2 separate regions of the Mus musculus genome follow, and region 2 is linked to region 1. The links are chromatin loops, found by intact Hi-C in ENCODE. Cell type or tissue: left cerebral cortex. All regions are shown on one strand. Each heading gives the region's core, and the rest is flanking DNA. Links, peaks and the distances in the headings are about the cores only.

Region 1 (11,437 bases), core at 3,464-8,463:
GTGTCACGAGAGGTATATACCCACTTAAGAAGAGGAAGACTATGCCTGCTACTGGACACCTAGAAAACTAACCAGGGCTAGTGAAGTCATGAGTCTTAGAGAAGAACCTACAATTGCTAATTTACTAAACCAACATAACCCCTAACTACATTCTAAGTATTGGTCCTTATACCCACAGATATGTGTGGCTCTCACTCATCATCAAAGAAACTTCTTTTTTGCAAAAGAGAAATAGACCATTACAAAGCAAAAAAGCTACAATCAATCAAAATGCAAAGTTGTGAATCCCAATAAATACATGTAAAATAACTCCTAAGGGTCAGGAATGTTGAGAGTGAGAGAATTAGTCTTCCTAAAGAAAGAGCACATCAACTGGTTAGCTAATATCAAATGATCAGCCTGGAAAAATCATATGAGTGACATTATAGAGACTGAGCAGATTATACTAATATATTTAGGTGTGTTTGTGAGTGTGTGTGTGTGTGTGTGTGTGTGTGTGTGTGTGTGTGTGAGTGAGAGAGAGAGGAGGGAGGGAGAGAGAGAGAAGGGAAAAAGGTAGAAAATAATTGTACTGTATTGCAATATTAAAAAATTAAAAGAATTAATTCTTTTTTTCCTTTTCTTTTATTGGATATTTTCTTTATTTACATTTCAAATGTTATCTCTTTTCCCAGTTTCCCCTCTGGAAACCCCCTATCCTATCCTCCCTCTCCCAGTTTCTATGAAGGTGCTTCCTCACCCACATACCCACTCCCGATTCCCTACACTGGCATTCCCCTACACTGGGGCATTGAGCCTTCACAGGACCAAGGGCCTCTCTTCCCATTGAAAAAGCCCTAGAAAAGCAATATATTTAAACAACGACCTTTCATCAGAGAATGAAGAAATTATCACTAAAGAAGAGAAAATCAGACATGATGGCACATGTCTTTTTTCGAGTTTCTATATCTGTTTATTTCATCTTCTAGCATACAATCCATCATTCAGGGAAGTTAGGGCAGAAACTCAAGACATGTACTGAAGCAGAAACCATGGAGCAGTGCTGTTTTCTATAGTATATGGAGCCATGTAACCAGAGGTGGCACTGCTCACAGTGATCCGGGTGTTCCTACATCACTCACTAATTAACAAAAAGCCTGTTGCTTGATTACAAGCCAACCTGGTGAAGGAGTACTCTCAATTGAGGTTCCCTCTTGTAATGACTCTAGTTCAGGTTAAGCTGATATTAAACTAGGCAGCACAAGGGCTATAATTCTAACATTTGAAAGGTAAAGGCAGGAATACTGTCATAAGTTTGTGGTAAGTCTGGTTAATGTAGCAAAATATCTAGGCTAGCCAGAGATACAAAGTAAGGTTCTGTCTCGTAAACTCAAATGAAATTTTAAAAAAATTAAAAAGAACAAAAAAGAAAAAGACAGAGGTAAAGAAGGACATAATTCATGCACTGCATTTAGAGAATTCTGGCATTCAGATATGTAGGGACAAATATCCCATATAAACATAGGAAAAGAAGAGAAAAAAATGAACAGTGCTAGGTGTTTTAGTTTGTGTAATAATACATTGATGAATCTTAGAAATAACACAGAAAATGAATCTGGAGGTCAGATGATAGACTAAGGTGTTGAACTTCATTATACAACATCTGAGTAAAAGTAATTGTATTTGGCAATTAAGTTTAGAATATTAATCAGCTGTATGGGGAAGGGGTTGAAGAAATGGGTGAAAAGGGGAGATTGCTTAGAAAATTATGACATGGGCCCTAGAGTAGAACCTGCTATTAACTTGCTAAATGGCCACGCTATCAAATTGTCTTCTGAATATTTACGTTTATACCCACACTTGGGGCTACTTTTAACCTTGGTCAGAGTATGTTGTTTTGGAGTAGGTAGCAGTCAATGAACGGACTGGTTAAAGCACTGAAAAATGAGAAAGTGAGTCTTCAAGCCTAAGCAGGACATCTACATCAAACCTGGCTCCACCAAGGTCAGAAAGCAAAGAGCATAGAAGAGAGTACAGAAAGAATGCAAGAGAGCTGGCAGGTGGTAGCAAATGCTGTGACTTGCTGTCTTCTGGACATGGCAGGGCTCTGACACTCATGAACTTATACAGCAGCTGGGATTGCCTGTGTTAATTGGTTTGGCATTTCTTTTCATTATAAAAAATTGGGCAATGTGTGTGAAAACCTAGTTTAGAAAGCATGGAATATGAATTATTCTCATATAAAAAGTCTCAATAATAGTGAAGTAAACCATGTGTACATCAGAATGTCCTATACTTTCCTAACATGTTTGATAATGCACTATAGTGATGAGATGATATTAAAGATGAACATTATTCTCCACTAATGGTAAAAATAGAAAACTAGAATGAACATAAAGGACATTTTGGAAACTCCATCAATATTACAGATATATATATATCTTTTGCCCCCAGCTGTACTTGTGCTGATACAAAATAATATGCAGGAGATTAGATTTATCATTTTCTTTACAAATCAGTAAACCTGGTATTTTTTTTTTTTTTAGTTTGTAAAGATCCTATGATGATAATGATTTGCTTCTAAAACTAACAAAAAAGTACAATAGCTGTGAGATTTACTTCAGTGAAAAAGTAGGACTAGAAGCTGAGAGATGGCTCAGCACTGAAAGTATACTGCTCTCACAGAGGACAGGAGCGTAATTGCCTGCAACTCCAACTGTGGGGGAGCTGATGCTCTCTTCTGGCCTCTAGGGCACTGAACACACTCTGTCTCAATTTCTCTCTCTCTCTCTCTCTCTCTCTCTCTCTCTCTCTCTCTCTCTCTCTCTCTTTCTCTCTGTGCCTCTCTCAAATACACACACACTACAAACAAGACAAATGTAACTTAGGTATCCATCAATACATTAGTAAAGAAAATTCAGCCACATACAGTAATGAAGAAGAATGACCTTGAAAACAGAATGTAAAATGAGATGGATGCAATAATGCTCAATATGATAACATTCCTATGAATTATTGAGAAAAAACACAGAGACTAAAAGTACATTAGCGATTCCCATGTTATAGAGAGATGGGAAATCAGATTGTTAGCATTTCTCTTTGGAATAATGTTAGCATGTAAGAAACAAAGCATTTTTCTTTAGCATAATGAAAACATTTTTATACAAATAATAGTGATGATTTTATCCAACATTGTGAATATTATGAATATCACTGAATTATATGCTTAAAATAATTTAAATAGATATGGTGTACTATCTTATTCTGGTTTCTATTGTTAATAATGCAATGCTATAGACTGGTTAAATGTTTAAATATAGGGGTAATTTTGTCTCATGCTCTCATCTCAGGTTAAAGGATTACATCTGGTGACAGTCATCTTAGTGATAATGTCTGAATGCAATACAGAAACAATATGCTTCTATTTGGACTCTCTTCATATAAAGCCACCTGTATTGGCAGGCTCCATCCTGACATTATAATCACACCACTCCACAAGGCCCCCACCTCTAAAACACCAGAGTTCAGTTTATACTCTTATGACTCTCAAAGCATAGAAGCTGTATTCTACAGCAACAGAAGAGATAAGGCAGCCTTCTGTTTATGCATCCCTGTGCTTCCTCTTGCTGTTTTATGTTACACTTCAAAATTACCAAAGATGGTAAGGCATGAAAAATGAGCACAGAATAATAAAAAGGTTAAAAACTGATTTGTATATGATCAGAACTTGATTTAAAGGCCAAGTTTAAAGTAAATGAGATTATTACCAATATAGAAAATATAGGGAAAAACTTAAAATGGATTTTTACTGAAACTTAGACATCTAAAGTTTCAATATGAAGAATATTATTATCTTTGGATATTATTAGTGCTGCTTAATTGTACACTGAAAAATAGTCAGATGAATATTTTATAACGTTCAGTTCTGGGTCCCTTTGATCTTGAGACAATTTTTTGTTGTTTATTTTAGTTCAGACTTTGAAGCATACAATAGTCACAGCAAGTATGAAAGCAACATAAGAGAAAACTCTGAGTTTTAGATAAGTGTTGTTTAAGATTCTTGGGTCTTGAGATAAAGAAATTTGGCCAAATACCATTGCTTCTGACACCTGGGTAGTACTAGAAAATGAATGCAAGGAATACATCATTATGTCTAATGAAATCAACCAACCTACTCAGTTCAAACATTCTCAAGAAAGTATTACAAAAACTGGTATATTCTACAACAAGATTAAATTAAGAAAGACAATGTAAAAGTATCTTTAGGTCACATCTCTGTTTTATGACTTTTGACATCATTCAAGATAACTGTGCTGCTACAGGTCAAGGGTTGTCTCCTTTATTACTTTCAAAGTCTCTCTCTCTCTCTCTCTCTCTCTCTCTCTCTCTCTCTCTCTCTCTCTCTCTCTGTGTGTGTGTGTGTGTGTGTGTGTGTGTGTGTGTGTGTCTGTCTCTCTCTCTCCCTCTGTCTGTCTCTCTATCTCTCTCTTACACACACACATACACACAGAGAGACAGACTAGACAAACAATACTATCATAAGTGATGCCTGGTATGCCTTTATTAGATCATTTAATATATGCTGTGATCTAATGCAATTCTATTAATATATGCAACACAAATATACTGTACATGCTACTTCAGAAAAAGTAAGATAATTCCATCTGATAAAGAAACTACCATCCCTTATTATATAAAATAATCATGCAAACTATACTCATAAAGGCAAAATTATATTTTTTTCATATAGCAGAGAACCTACTATTCTCTCTCTGCTGCATTGAGTCACTCTGAATTATTAAGAAGATTGTTTTTGTACCACAAATGACTATCAGAGATTACTTCTCTAGCAGACTCTTGTACTCATGCATCAAAGCATAATTTAGTCCATTAAACTTAGGTGGCATCAAAGTATAGATGTTGTGGCTAACACTTCTCGATGCTTTATTGGTATTCACAGCTACGTCTAATGCAAGGTTTGATGCATACTGGAGACTTATTGTTCAAACCAAAATCCCCGGCCACTTCCCTCTTATTCATCTTCTGATTATTCCCTGAATGTCAAGAGAAATAATAATGTGCTTAAATTTCTTTCTATAGTGTATTCCAAGACCCAAATATCTAAATGGCATGTAACTCTACTCCAGATTTTCCTCTTTATAGTGCTTTTGTTTTTGCTGGGACTCTTTCATCACAAAGTATGCACTAAAGCAAACAACAAACAAGTAATCATCTCAAGATCAAGAGCTGCAATCAATGCCAATGCCCCTGGACCTTCCTTTGAATTAGGGTCTTAGAGCACTCAATTCCATTTCAGCACAGTGACGCATTATAATTTTTATGTCTTGAGATCCTTGTTTCATCTGAGCTCCTTTGAACCTCTTCGGTTTTATAAATAGGGTCCTTATTATGGTCTGCATCTGGCTTCCCTCAGGGAGACTTTTCCAAGAGCCCTGGAGTAGATCGGCCTATTTTTATGCTCTCTTGAGGAGTCTTGTTCCCTAGTTCTCCCTGTCCGTGGTTTGTTCCGGGCTGTTGGCTGCCTGATGTTTTGATGCCTCTGTCCATTAACTAACTCTTGCCTTTCAACAGCTGAGCTGCAGTGCCTTGCTTACTGCCTCCCTCCCTTTGGTTTCTGGCTTACTGCTTCAGTCTGGGTGTCAAGAGAAGCCCTGGCAACTTCCTGTGTCAGCTTCTGCCCCTTCTGCAGATTGCTCGCCAATTTGGCTTTCCAAAGAGCCTGTCAGTAGCTTCAAGCAGGGATTTTATCTTTAGTTTCCTAGACTGTTCATTTTCATGATTATTAAGAGGCAACAACGGACACTTGGGGGACTTTTGGTATAGCATTGGAAATGTAAATGAGCTAAATACCTAATAAAAAATGGGAAAAAAAAAAGAGGCAACAACGGACACTTACAGATAACTGACTAGCTACTCTGTGCCAGGTAACGAAACAACAACGAAGTTCTACCCCCGAAGGCTGATATCTCACAGGATAGACTCATTTCCAGGGTTTACAACCTGTGCTGTTTTTTAGAGATTCCCAGGTCAAATGGATTTCTGATTGTCTTTTTATCTTTAGGTTTCTGTAATGTGCACAATGATTGGCTATCTCATATGGCATTACATATTGTAATTCATTTTATCTTTCTGTGACTGTGTAAGATCAAAAGATATATGTACAGCAGAAATGTTTAAAACTTAGTGTCTAAACAAGTATTCTGTAGCAACAGGACCCAACACCTGATTTATGAATTTAAAAAAATTAAAAAAACATAAACATAAGTAGAGCAATGTGAAACATAATACTATTAACTTATCAATTAGGAGACTGTAAAACAACAACAACAAAAAAAAACCACTAAAAACAGTGGTTTTAACCCAACACAGTAATTTTACAAAGAAAGGCATTTACTGTCTGTAGACTAGAGTTCAAGAATGTCCCTTTGAGCAAATGTGGCACTGCTCCCCAACACAGCTCCATGATAGATGTTCTAGTTCAGAAGCCCATGTACTTTCCAGGAATGAAGAAGTGGTAAGAGGGCAGAATAGAGATAAGGTATAAGGTTATACAAACAAACCAGGGTTCTCTCAGAAGCTTCATCTCCTTTCAGACGATGTCTCACAGGACATCGTGCTTAGATTCTCTCTTACAGTAATAAAGAAGATGAAAAGGTGAGTTTGTGTGTATGTTGCTCATTTGTTCCACACAGCACTAAAGGCTAAACGTAACTGCAAGAGTTGATCTAAATGAAGCAGAGTGCACAAGGCCAACTGATGGCTGTTTCGGCCTCCCATTGCAATAGTTAGTATGAGCAGGTCTTTCTACCAGCTTCAATCTGACTGAATTTGTGGGTTTAACAGGAAACCTAGTAGAACACTTGTCTAATTTTGATTAATTTTATTGTGGACTTCAAACATACTGTTTTTCCTGAACATTTTCTATTTTATCCCTGGCACTGAGATTGGACATAACAACACTTGCCTTTCAAATTATAGTCTGTCCTAGTTAGGGTTACTATTGCTGTGACTCAACGCCAAGACCAAAAGCAAGATGGGGAGGAAAGGGTTGATTTGGTTTATGCTTCTACATCACTGCTCATCATTAACAGAGGCCAGGACAGGAACAGTGCAGGAACCTCCAGACAGGAGCTGTTGCAGAAGCCATGGAAGACTGGCCAGTTACTTGGTTTGCTCAGCCTGCTGTCTTATAGAACCCATCTGCCTAGGGTGGCCCCACCCACAATGGGACAGGCCCTTTCACACTAATAAAGAAAATTCCATACAAGCTTGCCTACCGCCCAGTCTTATGGAGATATTTTCTCAACGAAGGCCCCTGCATCTTCAGTGCATTGTGTTAAGTTGACATTAAACTAGCCAGCATTTCTTTTAGACAGGAATAATTCTGGGTCAAAAACTTTGAAAGAAGGCTGGTGACTGCATCCCTCCACAGTGGGATGCGCCTAATCCTGTAGAGTTGCCGCCCCCAGGGGAGGGGAATGAGGAGGGCAAATGAGTGAGGGGCATCTTCTCAGAGGCCAAGAGGGGGTGGAGAACTCTTAGAGGGGAGACTGAGAAGGGTGGCAACATTTGCAATGTAAATAAATAAAACAATTTTAAAGTATTAACCAGCACAACTGACCCCTTATCAAATTGAGACACAAACACATAACTACTAAGTCACAACTTCCCTTTCTATTTTTTAATCCTTAAGATCTCCCACTAAAAACATAAATAACTTTAAAAGTCTCATAGTTAAATCTCTTTAAAATAACTAAACTCCAACAGTGTAAATGACTCAAACATCTGGGATTCATTCATGATCTTCAGAGTTCTTCCAAAATGCTTGGGTCACTTCCATGGCACTGCCCTCTGCAGAACGCAAGGCTTGTCTCCTAGGCTCAGGCCAGCTCCATCTCACACCTGCTGCTGTCTTGGCAAGCATCTCTTGGTACTGACATTTCCAAAATGCTGGAATCTTTTGCTGCAGCTAGACTGTACTTCACCAACAGTCTCTCTCTCCTCAAGGACCCCAAGTTACCTAGCAGAGCCAAGGCTCAGCTTTTCTCCAAGACCCTTGGATGCCTCAGAACCAGCACCACCTGGGTGACTCTTACACTAGCAAGTTCTCCTGCCATCTGCCATCACGAGGTACAACCTTTGCGGCTTCTGAAGCACAGCTTGCATTACTGAGTCTGAGGAACCACCTCCCAGAAGACTTCACCTCAATAAGTGCTGGTTTCTTCTTAGTCATTGATTATTTCTCAGATACAGGCTTCAATTTAGTGGTTCTTGTGTGCTGACCACTGCTGACTCTTCAGTCCCATCTAAACAGAACTGCAGATTATTGATTCAAAATAGTAAATGGCTCTGAGAGTCATCAAAGTGCTCTCAAAAATCCCTCTGATGCCTTCATTTTCTGCATTGCTCTCCACATTCTTAGGTTCCAAGCTCCCACAAAAGAACTTCACCAAAACTACCAAAGTCATTCCACAACACTACCCAAAAGAAATCATCAGGTCTCTCACAGAAATACAACTATTGTGCTTCCAATTTCTATCCTAGTTACCTTTACTATTGCTGTGATAAAACACCGTGACCAAAGAGTAAATTAGAGAGGAAGGGGTTTATGTGACTTCCATATCCATGTTCATCATTAAAGGCATTAAAGGATGTCAAGACAGGAATTCAAACAGGACAGGAACCTGGAGACAGGAACTGATGCAGAAATCATGGAAGGTTGCTACTTACTGGCTTGCACCTTATGGCTTGTTCAGTCTGGTATCCTATAGAACTAAGGACCGCCTAACCAGTGATGGCCCTATCCATAATGGGCCAGACCCCTCCCATATCAATAAATACTTAAGAAAATGTCCTCAAGTTTGCCTACAGCCCAGTGTTATGGAAACACCTTTTCAGCTGAGGTTTCCTTGTGCCCAGTGACTCTGGCTTCTGTCAAATTGAGATAAAACTAGACAGCTCACTCTGTAAACTGAAATCACAGACGAAAATAAAAAGTCTTAGAGCTAGCCACTGAAGAGGTCCTAAGCCTGGGAATGTGTTGCTGCTGGAACTTCAGTCTGGGAAAGTGTCCTAGAAGGAAAAGGTGAAGAAGATGAAAAGGCCTCACCAAATATAAACCAGATGCAAATCAAAGTTGTAGAGAAGGCCATCTGCTCCAGGAAGGAACAGGGAGGATGAGCAGGTAAACATTCTGAGCTTTGGGGAGGTTTCAGTGAAAGGCAATACAAAGTTCAAGAGGAAAGAGAATGGTAGTGAGATAAGCAGGAAGCAAAATAAGCAAGAACAAAGACAAAACACACTGACTCATTTAGGATGGTTATTAATTACATACATTAGGGAAAATCAGCCTAGCACCAGTGGGTACAATTTATTGCTAAGGGGTCAAGCTAGAGATGGGGAATACAATGAAGGTACTCTGTTCCAATTGCCTAACACAGGGGTGTAAGCTCAAACAGTACCAGAGGATTTGGAAATGCAAAGACCAATTTCATAGATATTAAACAAGTTCAAAATTAAAAAGCTTATTAACCAGGTGCTCTCGAGCAGGGAACAAAGGGAGTCCACACAGCTGCACGGCAGAAATGAGGATAGAAGTTTCAAGTAGCTCCTGTCTTTTTCATTCACTCACTGACTCCACATGAGTTAATGAGAGTTAAACTGGTTTTCATAAGCTTGGTGCATTTCAGGTAAAGACATACCTTACTCTAAGGATACAGGCATAGCTATGGGTACATCATGTCAGGCCCTGAAACAGCTCAAGTACAAAAAGAATCGGCAGCCTGACACAGAGAGGCCCATGATCCACACACACTGCCTTTGCATTGCTGATTATCTAAATGTGCACTTGTGTGTCCTCCACAACTTGCCTATTGCGAAGAATGTCACAATAAACTTGGAGATGCAGGGATCTTTTTGTTGTGTATATTTTAGTCCTTTGGATATATGCCCCTAAATACAGTAACTGGATCATGGCATGGGCAATGCTTACTATTGTTACTGTTCGGTTTTGTTTTTTAATATGAACACACAAACACAAGAAACAAAAAGCAAGTGACAAATATCAAATAGAAATTATATCAAATTACAAGACTGTCCAGAGCACCAAAACAACCAACAACGTGCTTTTGTACTTTCATCAAGAAGCCACTTCCTAGAGCAACTCGAGAGGACAAAGGGGAAAACAAGCAGCACTAGCGTCTGTTAAGCTAAGAGCAGGCTTCTTCACATTGTGTTTCCATGGAGAGCTACTTAGTAACCTTCAAAACTACTATCAATGAAACAACAGACTTATCATTTTGAATACAACACCAATGAAAGAGCAAAATCTGATTAGTAAAAAATATTTTTCTAAAACCCATAAGAAACATGATGGGAGCCTCACACAGACAATGCAAATACAGGATTACATAAGGAAAATGGCAGCATGCAAACAACTGCATTTACATCCCAAGGCCAGAGAAAGCAAAAAAGATACGCTGGGGAAGAAAGAAGCAACAGCAGTTTAAAATATGCATGTCCTATATCCCGTATTTCTATTATCTCTAACAGTGCATCCCTTCATGCCACCCCTGGTTTGAGAAAGCTTTGTTGAAGATTAAGTTCCCAAACTAACTCTGTATTCCCTATAAATGCATGCATCTTTAGTCTTTCCAAAATCCTGGTTCCATCTATGTTTATGTACTACGGAATTACTAGTCCTTAAGGAAAATAACATCAACAGATAGAGTCATGAATGTTATTTGCAATCAAATTAATAATGATACAGTATTGTGGTTGAATACCCGTTACATGTTAGGAATAGTTGTAGTTGATCAGGATATCTTGACTTCTCCACTCAGGAGTTCGATAATAGTATCTACTTCAGAGACATGCTGTATTAAGAAATGCTCAGTCTGACTAAATCTGACACAGTGTGAACCTAAACCATCACTGTATTTTATCAATGTCCAGAACGGTGCATCCTGGATTCTTTCCTAAAAGATGAGATTAAGCCTGTGAGTCAGTGGCCTGCCCAAAAAATATAAAAAAATATAAAAACCAGGACTCAAAGGGTTATTCAACAAATCAGGGGCTAATGTAAGTACCTATCTTGCTAATAGCTTCAAAATTACATGAGAAGGGAATCTACAAAAGACAAAAACAAAGATATCTTTATACGGTAGCCCTGCAATTATCACACTGAAGACACAAAGCCTATAAGAAATGATTTAAACTGTCAATAACTTCTAGCATAGAAGGAGAAAATAGGAGAAAGCAAATACCTCTGTAAAAATTTATACGTGTGTATTTTAGTATAATATATGCAATTTAACCTCACAAAGACAATGCAATTCCTTTTAAGAGTATGAAAACAAATACAAGGAAACTAGCAGTTAGAAGTAAGTAGTCTGCTGGTCTGGGCTGAGATATTTGCTATGACATTCTTAATGGGTAG
Region 2 (11,437 bases), core at 1,952-6,951, 770 kb after region 1:
AATTTTACCTTTTTATGGGTTCCCAAGAGGCTTAATGTCAGTCTGTGTGAAATTCTGGAAGCATCTATGCCTAACAAGAGAGGAGTGCCCTGGAGAAGCTAGATAGCGCTGACCCCTCACAGCAGCATCTGTATCAAAGCTTTAGCGCTTGCTCCGCACAGGAGGAAAGAATCCAAGAGAAGAATTATGCAGCTGTATTCTCTCCTAGGCACACAGCTGAGACTCAAAGCTAAAATGCCTTTTGTGTCTTATGGATTAAACTGTCATTTTTAGAAAGGGAAAAGCCTAATTGGACAGGCTGGCAGGGGTAATGATTTTCTGTTCCTGGTTTCAGATGGAACAAATCCAGAACAACAGATGATAATAAGGGAGAGAACGCAGAGGCACCTGGACGAGTATGCCAAACGAGGGCTGCGCACTCTATGTGTAGCAAAGAAGGTGAGACTGCCGGGTGCACCCTGGTCTTACTGCTTCTCCTGGTTACTCATCGCTACTGAAAATGAGTGTGAACCAGACCTCAACCCCAAATCAGGTACTAGGGAAGTTTCCCCGACTAGGGTCCCTTTTTGTAGCCTCTCCATTCTGCGCATAACTGAGTGGCTTGAATGTAAACAGTTGTTTCTCTAGAAGTAAAAACCCCAACATCTTATTATCTTCCCCGCCGCCTCACCCCACCCCCAGAACCTTGTGGATAACATCCTCCCTGTTCATCAGCATTAAATGAGATTTGAAAAAAATGTGGGCTAAGAGCAGCCTTCACTTTTCCCTTGTGAAGTCTCGGTAGTTTCGTTTGCTCTGTTTCCTTAGTGCCCATAACGGATCTTTCAATCCAAGTAAGCTTGCTTTTATTCCAGTTTTGATTATTGTTTATGGAAAACAGTCTTGGTGTATGATATGTCCTTTCTAAATGAAAAGTTAAATACAAGCAGAGCCCAGAAGCTCTTTGGGGGCTGTTATTGCCAACGCCTCTCCCTGACCACCCACGTTATATGCTTAATTATTGTGGAAGGCAAATCGGGGCTGGCTCTGTTGTGGACTTCCAAGAGAGCCAGCCAACCAGGAAGGATCAAATGTCTCTATGATACAATTGTAGGAAGCGTGGGGGATTCAAGGTCGAACCAACTCTGGCTTTTCACTTGAATGTGTTCCAATAGATATTATATTTTCCCAAATCAAATTACCTTTCAAGTAAAAATGAGTGTATAAGAGAAAAATTGCCTTGCTCTCTCCTCTTGACCCTGGTTTTAAGACCTGAAATACAAATTTATCTGTTATGACAATTAAAAAGAGGAAGACATTGGCTCCTTCTCCAGGAATTGCATCTAAGTGTTGTTAGAACGAAGGCCTTTCTGTGTTTTATATATGGCACCTTTCTTGTTACCTTTTCTGAAACTTAACCTTAGGAGCTAATTTTCAGAAGACATCTGAAGTGCTGTTGGTTGTGGCCAGAGTTAACCAGTAACAGGAGGCCTGTTCCAATAGATAACCCTATTTTAATAGGTAACCCGCTTTCACCAAAGATAATGCTTAAAATTTCCCAGAGATACGATGCTGTAATGTCCTTCTATCATCAGGGTCACATACACATATATGGTCAGAGTTTGGGGATCTGTGTCCATATGGTGAAGGAATATGGGTCAGATAGGATGATGCCCGTAGGGCGGAATTTAGAAACAAAGGTGTTGCATGGAATTTTGCCCAGAGTTAGTCCTGGTAGGGTATTACATGGTTACATAAGCAGCCTTCTAGCCTCTTTTCTTCCTCTCATAGGTCATGAGTGACACGGAATATGCAGAGTGGCTGAGGAATCACTTTCTAGCTGAAACCAGCATTGACAACAGGGAGGAACTGCTAGTTGAATCTGCCATGAGACTAGAAAACAAACTCACGTTACTTGGTAGGTAAATGGTGCTGCATTGCCTGTGCAGACAATTTGTCTCTAAAGCCATTATTTTTGTCTCTTTTAGCAACTTTGGTCTTTTTTTTTTAATTACCTTATTTTTATTTATTTATTTTTTTTTTTGTTTCTTTTGGTTTGAGATAGGGTTTCTATGGGTAGTCTTGACTATTCTGGAACTAGCTATGTAGACCAGGCTGGCCATGAACTCACAGAGATCCACCTGCCTCTGCCTCTGAGTGCTGGGATTCAAGGCAAGCACTGCCACCACCCAGCTAGCCACATCGATCTATTAAGCATATTTGGTTCTCCCTATTTTGTCCATTCTGATCTCTTCCCACGTTCAAGTGCATTCAGACCCGAGTTCCACTTCAGTGAGCTAGAGTTCCTTTGTGGTGGGAACAGAGTTGGCATTCTTAGAAAAATGCAAAAGCTAAACACCCCACTCCTAACACAAAGTCAGACCCTGTCACACCCTGCCTGGTCCAAGAGAAGGATTTTGCAACTGTCCTGCAAAGAATTGGGTAAAGTCTTGAATACGTGTTGTCGTCTTAAATCTTTATAACAAACACGCATCTTATTTAGAAGAGACAGATCATGGAGTCATGCCATGTCTTGTTCACACTCAAAGGCTTAGACATCCACTGACAAACAAGAAACTCAAGTGTCCCGAAGTATAGGCTCCACGTCCTTTATTCTGCACCGGCATGTGATCTTCTCTTTCCTGACTCCAACCTAAACTGCACAAACACAACCAACACCTCTTGCGGTCAGCTTGACCCTTACCTTGGAATCACTCAAAGAACTCAAAACTGTCCTGATGGCAGAACCATGTCCCCAGGAATCGCAGGACTGTTGGTCTAGTGCGTGACCTTGACATTGGAGTTCTTCCTGAAAGCCTCCTGAGGAATTTGGAGGAGCTGTCAAGTTCAGAAGAAGTGCCTTGGCATACGGAGATGTGGATTCTGACTGAAGCATCACTAACTACACCAAGAGCACAGCCTCTGAGTTCCGTTCCTTTCTTTACGGGGAGAACAGTCTCATTTACTATCTGTCAAGTACAATAGCCATGCTCCCTTTTAAATACTAATCATTTCCTTATGACGGTGTAAACAGCTTACACGCATGCCTCTTCACCTGCATTTCCATAGGAAAGGAGGCTCTCCGGGCTTAGTGCCTAAATTCATTTGGCAGCAAAGTCAAACCTGATTTGAGGTAACGCTATTTTTAGTATTAATACCCGAATTAGCATGACAATCTGCAAGTTTTTCTATGGAAGTATAAATATGCGTGACTAACGGGTATTACAAAATGGAAAATGTATTGCCGCATTACCGGTGGGGAAACTTGATTCCAAAGAACATCTGGCTGCATCCAGACTAGGATATTATGGACTGACAGTATGAAAGAGCATCCCTAAAGGACACTGTATCTTATGGCCAAATGTTCTTTTAAGAGCCTGCCCTTAACCCTGGGAGTTTCATAGAACAGTAAAATTCAGTACAAGGCTGTGGACCTGAATAAGTGAACCAGCCTTTGAATTTGTTGATAAGAATAGAAGCCAAAAAGAGAATGTGTGTTTGATGAACTCCGTGGTTCTTTATACTGTATGTCTGGTCTGCAGTTTCTATAGGTCAGGACTGAATGGCCCATGGCGAGGATTCATTTAATGACCAAGTGAGTTCTCGCTGGCTCCGGCTTCTGGCAAACCTTGTTTTTCATTTCGATTGCTTTCCAGGTGCTACTGGCATTGAGGATCGTCTGCAGGAGGGGGTCCCTGAGTCTATAGAAGCCCTTCACCAAGCTGGCATCAAGATCTGGATGCTGACAGGGGACAAGCAGGAGACAGCTGTCAACATAGCTTATGCATGCAAACTCCTGGAGCCAGATGACAAGCTCTTCATCCTCAATACACAGAGTCAGGTATGCGTGGTGAGCCAGATGTTCTTCTTAAACTCCAAGCCCATAGGGCCTGAGGAGACGGATGGAGGGAAGGAAAAAGAACAGCCGATCGTCTGTAGTTTCTTGATGTTGTGCTGCTGAGTGACCTGGCTCGTATCTCGGAGGATGCCATAGAGTTTCTAAAGGCCTGATTCAGAGGCATCATGGATGAATACAAGCATTAAAATAAACTTCCTTTTTTAATTTTTCACCCCCTGACTGTATGACTAGGGATTTGTCAAAACAGACAAAAATGAGTATACATGTGAAACCTTGAGACTAGAGCCTACTTCCCTTTTAAGTTGAAGGAAGGAGTAATTTTTTTTTAATGATAAATTTTAAAATTAGGCTCTCAGCACAATCCTGCCCTCTAGTGGTACATTTAGATAGTGCTCCTAAGAGCGTCCAACATTTGTAGAAATAAAGGGGATGGAGTTGTTAAAGCAAGGGAATGACTTGAAATGATTTTGAACCACCTCTCCCCCCCACCCCCTCTCGCGCGCGCACACACACACACACACACCCGTTAAGCATCAGGGTGGATGGACATTTGAATAAGTTACGTGTCACGTGAAATATTTACCACTCCTGACCAAGTAAGTGTCCTTGGAGAGTTACTTGCCCCGTGCGGCCTCTTCCTTGCCTGTCATAGATGGTAACACCCTTGCCCAGAGGTGGTTATGAGCAAAGATGAGGAAATGTCTTCTGTCGGCATTTGTTTAGTGAAGGGCTTCTGCAGAGTTGGGGACTTCCTCTTGCAGATGGTCGCCAACACCAGCAGCACCTAAAAAAATGCTAAATGCCTCAATTTCTATTGAGATTTGGTGAGCATAAAACAAACAAAAGCAACAACAACAACAACAGAAAAGTAATTAGTGTTGTTGAAAGGCTGCCGCTAACCCTGGGACCTGGGTTCGATTCCTGGAACCAACTTGACCACAAATACATGTTATTAAACATTCAAACCATGTGGAAGCCCTTTTAAAAAAGATAAAATAGTAAAATCTTCCTCTCAAAGAAAGCCTATTGACGGGTCAGGCATCCTTCCAGATGGCTCCAAGTCTGCATACATCGGAAACCAAGCACAATGTTGCATGCTTCATGGCCCTGGGGCTCCATGCATTTGTCAGGGGAAGTGCATCCTGTGTCTGTGAGAACAGACATGGTGATCTCTGTCATCATGAGAAGTGGGGCAGAGCATCGCTCAGGTCAGATGTGTCAATCACTCTGTGCTACTAAAGGGAGCTTGGCTTCAAAGGGGACACTTGGTAGGACCTGGAGGTATTTTAGTTGGCACATTTGGGGTAGAATGGATGCTATTAGTTTATGGTTATCAAAGGCCAATGGTAACTGCCAAGTGTCTTGTACTTCCCAGAACAGCACCACACACAATGATTTTTTTTTATAGTTCAAGTATCAATGCTGCCAAGACTGAGGCAGAGTGTTTCATATCTAGGAAATAATGACTATAGCTATAAGTTGGTCAGTCAGCTAGTGCTCACACTGGCATGCCATTAAGCTTCTGATATTCTGTACCAGTTTCCCTTTTAAAAAATTTAAACAAATCTGTGTGTATATATGTGGATGTGGATGTGTGTGAATGTGTATGTGTGTAAGTATGTGTGTATATGTGTGTATGTGTGTAAGTATGTGTGTAAGTATGTGTGTATGTGTATAAGTATGTGTATATGTGTGAATGTGTGTGCATGTGTGTATATGTGTGCATGTGTATATATGTGTATGTGTGTCTGTGTGTGTATGTGTGTATATTGTGTATGTGTGTATATGTATGTGTGTAAATGTGTGTGTATATGTGTAAGTATATGTAGATGTCTGTGTATGTGTGTATATGTGTAAGTATGTGTGTATGTGTGTGTATATGTGCATGTGTGTGTATATGTGTGTATGTGTGTAAGTATGTGTATATGTCAGTGTATGTGTGTGTATGTGTGTGTATGTGTGTATGTGTGTAAGTATGTGTGTATGTAAGTATGTATATATGTGTGAATGTGTGTGTATGTGTGTATATGTGTGAATGTGTATTGTGTAAGTATGTGTGTGCATGTGTGTATATGTGTAAATATGTGTGTATGTGTGTGTGTGTGTATGTGTGTGTATGTGTGTGTGTAAATGTGTGTGTATATGTGTAAGTACGTGTGTATATGTGTGTATATGTGTATGTGTGTGTGTATGTGTGTATGTGTGTAAGTATGTGTATATGTCTGTGTATGTGTGTGTATATGTGTAAGTATGTGTGTAAGTATGTGTGTATGTGTGTATATGTGTGTATATGTGTATGTGTGTATGTGTGTGTATATGTGTGTATGTGTGTAAGTATGTGTATATGTCTGTGTATGTGTGTGTATATGTGTAAGTATGTGTGTATGTGTGTGTATATGTCTGTGTATGTGTGTGTATATGTGTAAGTATGCGTGTGTATGTATATGTGTGTATGTGTGTAAGTATGTGTGTATGTGTGTGTATGTGTGTAATATGTGTGTATGTGTTTATGTGTGTATGTGTGTAAGTATGTGTGTATGTGTGTAATATGTGTGTATGTGTGTGTATGTGTGTAAGTATGTGTGTGTGTGTGTGTGTGTGTGAACACATAAGTGTGCACGTACATGTAAAGGTCAGAGTTCAATTTCTAGTGTTGGTCCTCAGGGACTATTTTTATTTTTTATTTCTTGTCTGTTTGTCTGTCTGTCTTCGTTTGTCTGTTTGTTTGAATTGGGGTCTCCCATTGCCTTGGGGCTTGCTGATAGGACTACATTGGTCTGCCAGCAAGGTCCAAGGATCTGCCGGTTTCTATCTGTGTCTTCCTCCCAGTTGCTGGGTTTGCCAGCAGGGCCACCATGCTCAGCTGGAGCCCCACCCCACCCCCCACCCCGGAGCTTCTGGGCGCTGAACTCAGGTCCTCTCACTAGCAAACACTTTGCCGACTGAGCTGACTCCTCAGCTCAACTAAACTTGCTTTCAGCTGATACACGAAAATAAAAATGATATTAGTGTGGTGTCATGTAATGTTTCAATCCATCTTTACATCCTATGACATGTAAGTCAGATCTAATGAATTAACCTCCTCGTTTCTCATTGCTCACTCTCTCTGTCTGTTTTTGTTGTTGTTTTGGTTTGGTTTGGATTTTTGTTTTGCTTTGAGATAGGGAGATAGAGTTTCTCTGTGTAGCCCTGGCTGTCCTGGGACTAGCTCTGTAGATCAAGCTGGCCTCGGACTCATGGAGATCCATCTGCCCTTGCCTCCGGATTAAAGGCCTTCGCCACTACATCCAGACTCATTTCTCATTTCTTTATGATAAAAGCATGTAAAACCCTTTCTTCTAGATTTTGGTTTTAGAAACATAGTAAATATTTTTTATTGACTTAGAGGCTTTATTGATTAGTTAAAAATTATTACGATTATAAAATTTATTTGTATATATACACAATTTATGTTGGAAGACATTTAAAACTACCAGTTTAAGAAGTAATTAGTGCAGGGCTGGAGAAATGGCTCAGCGGTTAAGAGCGCTGACTGCTCTTCCAAAGGTCCCGAGTTCAAATCCCAGCAACCACATGGTGGCTCACAATCATCTGTAATGAGATCGGATGCCCTGGTCTGGAGTGTCTGAAGACAGGTACAGTGTACTTACATATAATAAATAAATAAATCTTATAAAAATAAAGTAACTAGTGCATATCTAGTTGATATTAGCTGCTATTGCTAACTTCATTCATGTGAATTTTCTGTACAGTTCAAGACAATAGGGATAGTTTAATTTCGTTTTGTGAATCTTGGTTCAGTAACTACTCTGTAAATACCCCTTTCCCAGTCTCAATTCCTCAGGAGTCCCTAAAAATCAAAAAGAACTCAGATCACAAAGCCCAAGCTGCCCTGTGTGGATTATGGGATATCTAGAGTCATGTGTAGAAACTTTACAAATTTCTATGAACTCCACTACTGGCAAAACTGTATCCACTTAGAAGCCTTCATCATTTCCATCCATAGGAAGGTTTTTTTCTGTAGTGTTCACACTATCAAATCCTAACATTGGTTGTTCAGACAGACAGACACAGCTCAGGCATATAGACACAGCTCGTTCAGTTTAAGTTGTGTGCTTATAGAATTTTTCTCCTAAAAATAACAACTCAGCATTTATAACCTTTTTTAGAACTAAAAGACTTTCCATGCATGAGCTCATTGAACAATTGAACAAGTACAACTCACTTTATAGAGAAAGACACCAAAATATTGTGATTTCTTGTTGAGTGTTAAATAACAAACGTTGAAGTTGGTATCTCCTACTTTAAGATATTTCTATATTACATTGTGACTGACAGATTATATATATAAACAACCACTCCCTACAGTGGATGGAATTACATTTATAGCGTTACCTTGAACCTGAGTTAGTGAATAGTGACTGCTCTCCTCAGGGAGATTCACAGTTTACTTCGTGTTGGCCTGGAGTCACACTATGGTGCCAACTCATCAACACATAACATTGTGTCTTTCTCTCATGATAACTTAGTTAATATTAATTGTGAATTCATTCCCATTAAGTGCATGGGCAGCCTCACTCCAATTCCTACCTGAAAAGAGTGTACTTAACAGCAAGTTCTCAGTACTGTACGTTGTTGCCATTGAGTATTTAGAAACACTAGGAACACTGTAGTTAGGAGTCATTTCTTATAGCCAACAAATCCTCAGCAAAAAGGAGAATGATGAGAAAAAGCAGTGCCACCCATCAGAATCTCAGCATCCGGGAGGCAGAGTGAGTTCACGGACAGCCTGGCCTACAGAGTGAGTTCCAGGACAGCCTGGCCTACAGAGTGAGTTCCAGGACAGCCTGGTCTACAGAGTGAGTTCCAGGATAGCCAGAGCTACATAGAAAAATTCTATCTCAAAAACTATAGTAGTAGTAGTAGTAGTAGTAGTAGTAGTAGTAGTAGTAGTAGTAGTAATAATAATAATAATAATAATAATAATAATAATAATAAATTACCAATGTGTTCAGCTTCTGCTGGAGAACATATAACACGTGACCCAGATATCACTTTTCCTGCCAGTATAGGACTCTAAAATCCTGAGAGTTTAGATTAAAAAATAAATGGTAACAAGTACCTGCACTCACAAATCTAGAAGTCATGAATAGTTAAGACTGTATGTGTGTGTATATGTGCATGAACGTATGTGTGTGTGTGTGCATTTGTATATGTATGTGTACATGTGTATATGTGCATCCTGCTAAATATGAAACATCTCTGTGTACTCATGAAGCTGCAAGTGACTCACAACTATATTAGGAAGACTACCTATCCAGACTGTAAGCTACCATACAATGTCAATGCTACAAAGAATTTTATATTAATATATTATGTTCCACTATAAACATCACGTCCTATGGAATATTCTGACTTTCAAAGACTAGTAAGTATTCTGATTTCTAAATTATGCCATATTAATTTCATCAAACTCAAAAGCATTTGTATAAATAGTTTTCCTAGTATTAGTATTAGTAATCCTAGTAAAAAAATCCTAGTAATAGTATTTTGGGTCTGTAATAAGTGTATGTAACTTTTCCTCCATTACTTTAGAGGTACATGGGACCAAATTTGTGCTAAGGTTAGGGTAGTTGGGTAGCTCCATCTTATAGCTGGATCTAGACTTTTGTCTATTCTGAGGCACTATAACAAACTCTGTGAGCTGAGGACTGCATAGAAGACAAGAGGTGTATGTAGCCCGCAGTTTGAAAGCTCACAAGCATGGTGCCAGCTATAGCTTCTGCTGGGTGTCCCATGGTGGAGAGCATTCCGTGGGCATATATGTACAGATGGTGAGTGGTAGAAAGTTCTCTGGGAGGAGAGGAACCACAAGGGTAAGGCAGGGCCATGCTAGCTTCTTTCCCCATCTTCCTGGAACTAGTCTGTTTCTAGTAGACTAACTCATTGTGAAAGACCAGCACCCTTCATGTGGATGGTCACGACCCCATGACCATCCACAGGGCTCCACCTCTTAAAGGCCCTAGCACTGTGCAAACTCACTCATGATAATTATGCATAATATGATCATTAAGTCTTTAAAAGCATCATGCTTTTGTATCTGTTCCAACTTTTTCTTTATCCCTTGTACTTTATTGTGGGTTAAGAAATGCTTGGTAAATCAGCACTTAAAAAAAAATCACTTTAAAAAAATCACTCATGGATGTTCTTGTATCAGTAAAGCTATTTCAAGATGAGTTCAAGTCTTCCATTTCTAGATCTCAGATCTAGACTTAGTGATCATCCGATGTAGTACTTCCTGAGTAAGTTTATTGTTTGTTAGTCATCCTGAGTAGACTGCACTCAGCAAATATTTGCTGTTGAGTACCCGTGTGTGCTCTTGAGGCCATGCGTTCATGCATGTGTGAGTGCAGAATCTAGAGTGGTCCCAGAATCTAGAAGAACATGTTGGATCCCACCGAAGCCTGAGTTATAGGTGTCTGTGAGCTTCCAGAACAGCCGTTCTCAATCTTCCTCAGGCTGTGACCCTTTAATACAGTTCCTAATATTGTGGTGACCCCAACCATAAAATTATTTTGATTTCATCTTTATAACTGTAATGTTGCTACTTTAATGAATTGTAATATAAAATGTCTGTGTTCTGATGGTGTTAAGCTACCCCTGTGAAAGGGTCCTTAGATGCCACCAGGGGGTCATGACTCAGAGGTTAGGGACCCCTGCTCTAGTGAGTCCTGGGAGCTGAACTCTGATCTTCTGCAAGGGCAGGAAATGCTCTGCGCTGATGAACTGTCTCTAGCCAGGAAGTGCCTTTTTTCTTTATTCACTACAAGGATGGAAAAGTGAGTTAGGGAACTGAGGGTGTAACTCATTCAGAGTACACGCTTAGCAGACGTTAGGCCAGAAGTACAGTCTCTTCTAAAACAGCAAGAATCAAACCCAAACAGATTAGAAGGGATAACTACCATTAAAGCATTTCCTGTGTCAGGTGCTACAGATGCATACGAAGCTGACGTGATAAATGCCACCAAGACCATCCTGACCAGAGTACAAGCTCTGTGAGGACAGATGTCCCAAGCCCAGAATATTTTCTCATATACTTCCTTAGCAAATGATTCTGAGAGGATTAACGTGTCAAGTAAAAAGAAGATGCAAACGTTAGATGCCTAAAACATCTGTATATTTCAGTTGGTCGGTCCTTGAAGCAATGTTAGGATGGAGGCAACGTGTGCCTTTTGCAGATGAGGGAGGTGGTGTGTGTGCTTAATGCCAAACGACTAGTAGTTGGTGGCCTGAGACCTGAGGACTCTCGAGATCCACTTCTGGGGAAGAGATACAGCTGGTATGATGGAATTTTGCATCCCAGGTAGACATTTTAGCTGTAAAACTGTGTCTGCTGTGCTTCCTTCTTACCTGGCCTCAAGTTCACAGAAGCCCACGAGAGAGCTGCAAAATTGAAAAGATATGAAGTGGGCTCTTTGACAGTAGCCTATGGTTCACTACCCAAGGCAGCCGTGATCCAGCAATTGCGAAAGAAGGAGAATGAAAAATTGAGCCAGCTCTCCAGAGGTGCCCTGAGGTTAACTGTCTCTACCTCTTTGT

Evidence for each region. Peaks named below come from ENCODE experiments on the same cell type or tissue, not always from the same donor. Only the 100,000 strongest peaks of a DNase experiment are listed, where the experiment ranks them.
Region 2: a loop joins it to region 1, with 3 times the contacts of the local background. A loop is called at or near these places in 9 of 42 quality-filtered maps.

What each region holds. Positions count from the first base shown.
Region 1 is chr5:71,490,280-71,501,716 of GRCm38, forward strand. All of the region lies in intron 2 of Cox7b2 (cytochrome c oxidase subunit 7B2), which reads right to left. Among named protein-coding and RNA genes, the nearest start is that of Cox7b2, 52 kb to the right of the region's middle. In left cerebral cortex, for the core only: no CTCF peak of the experiment used is centred there; a DNase peak (open chromatin) is centred at 5,488.
Region 2 is chr5:72,265,637-72,277,073 of GRCm38, forward strand. It overlaps the pseudogene Atp10d. Among named protein-coding and RNA genes, the nearest start is that of Commd8, 100 kb to the left of the region's middle. In left cerebral cortex, for the core only: a CTCF peak has its summit at 4,208 (motif pointing left); a DNase peak (open chromatin) is centred at 4,182.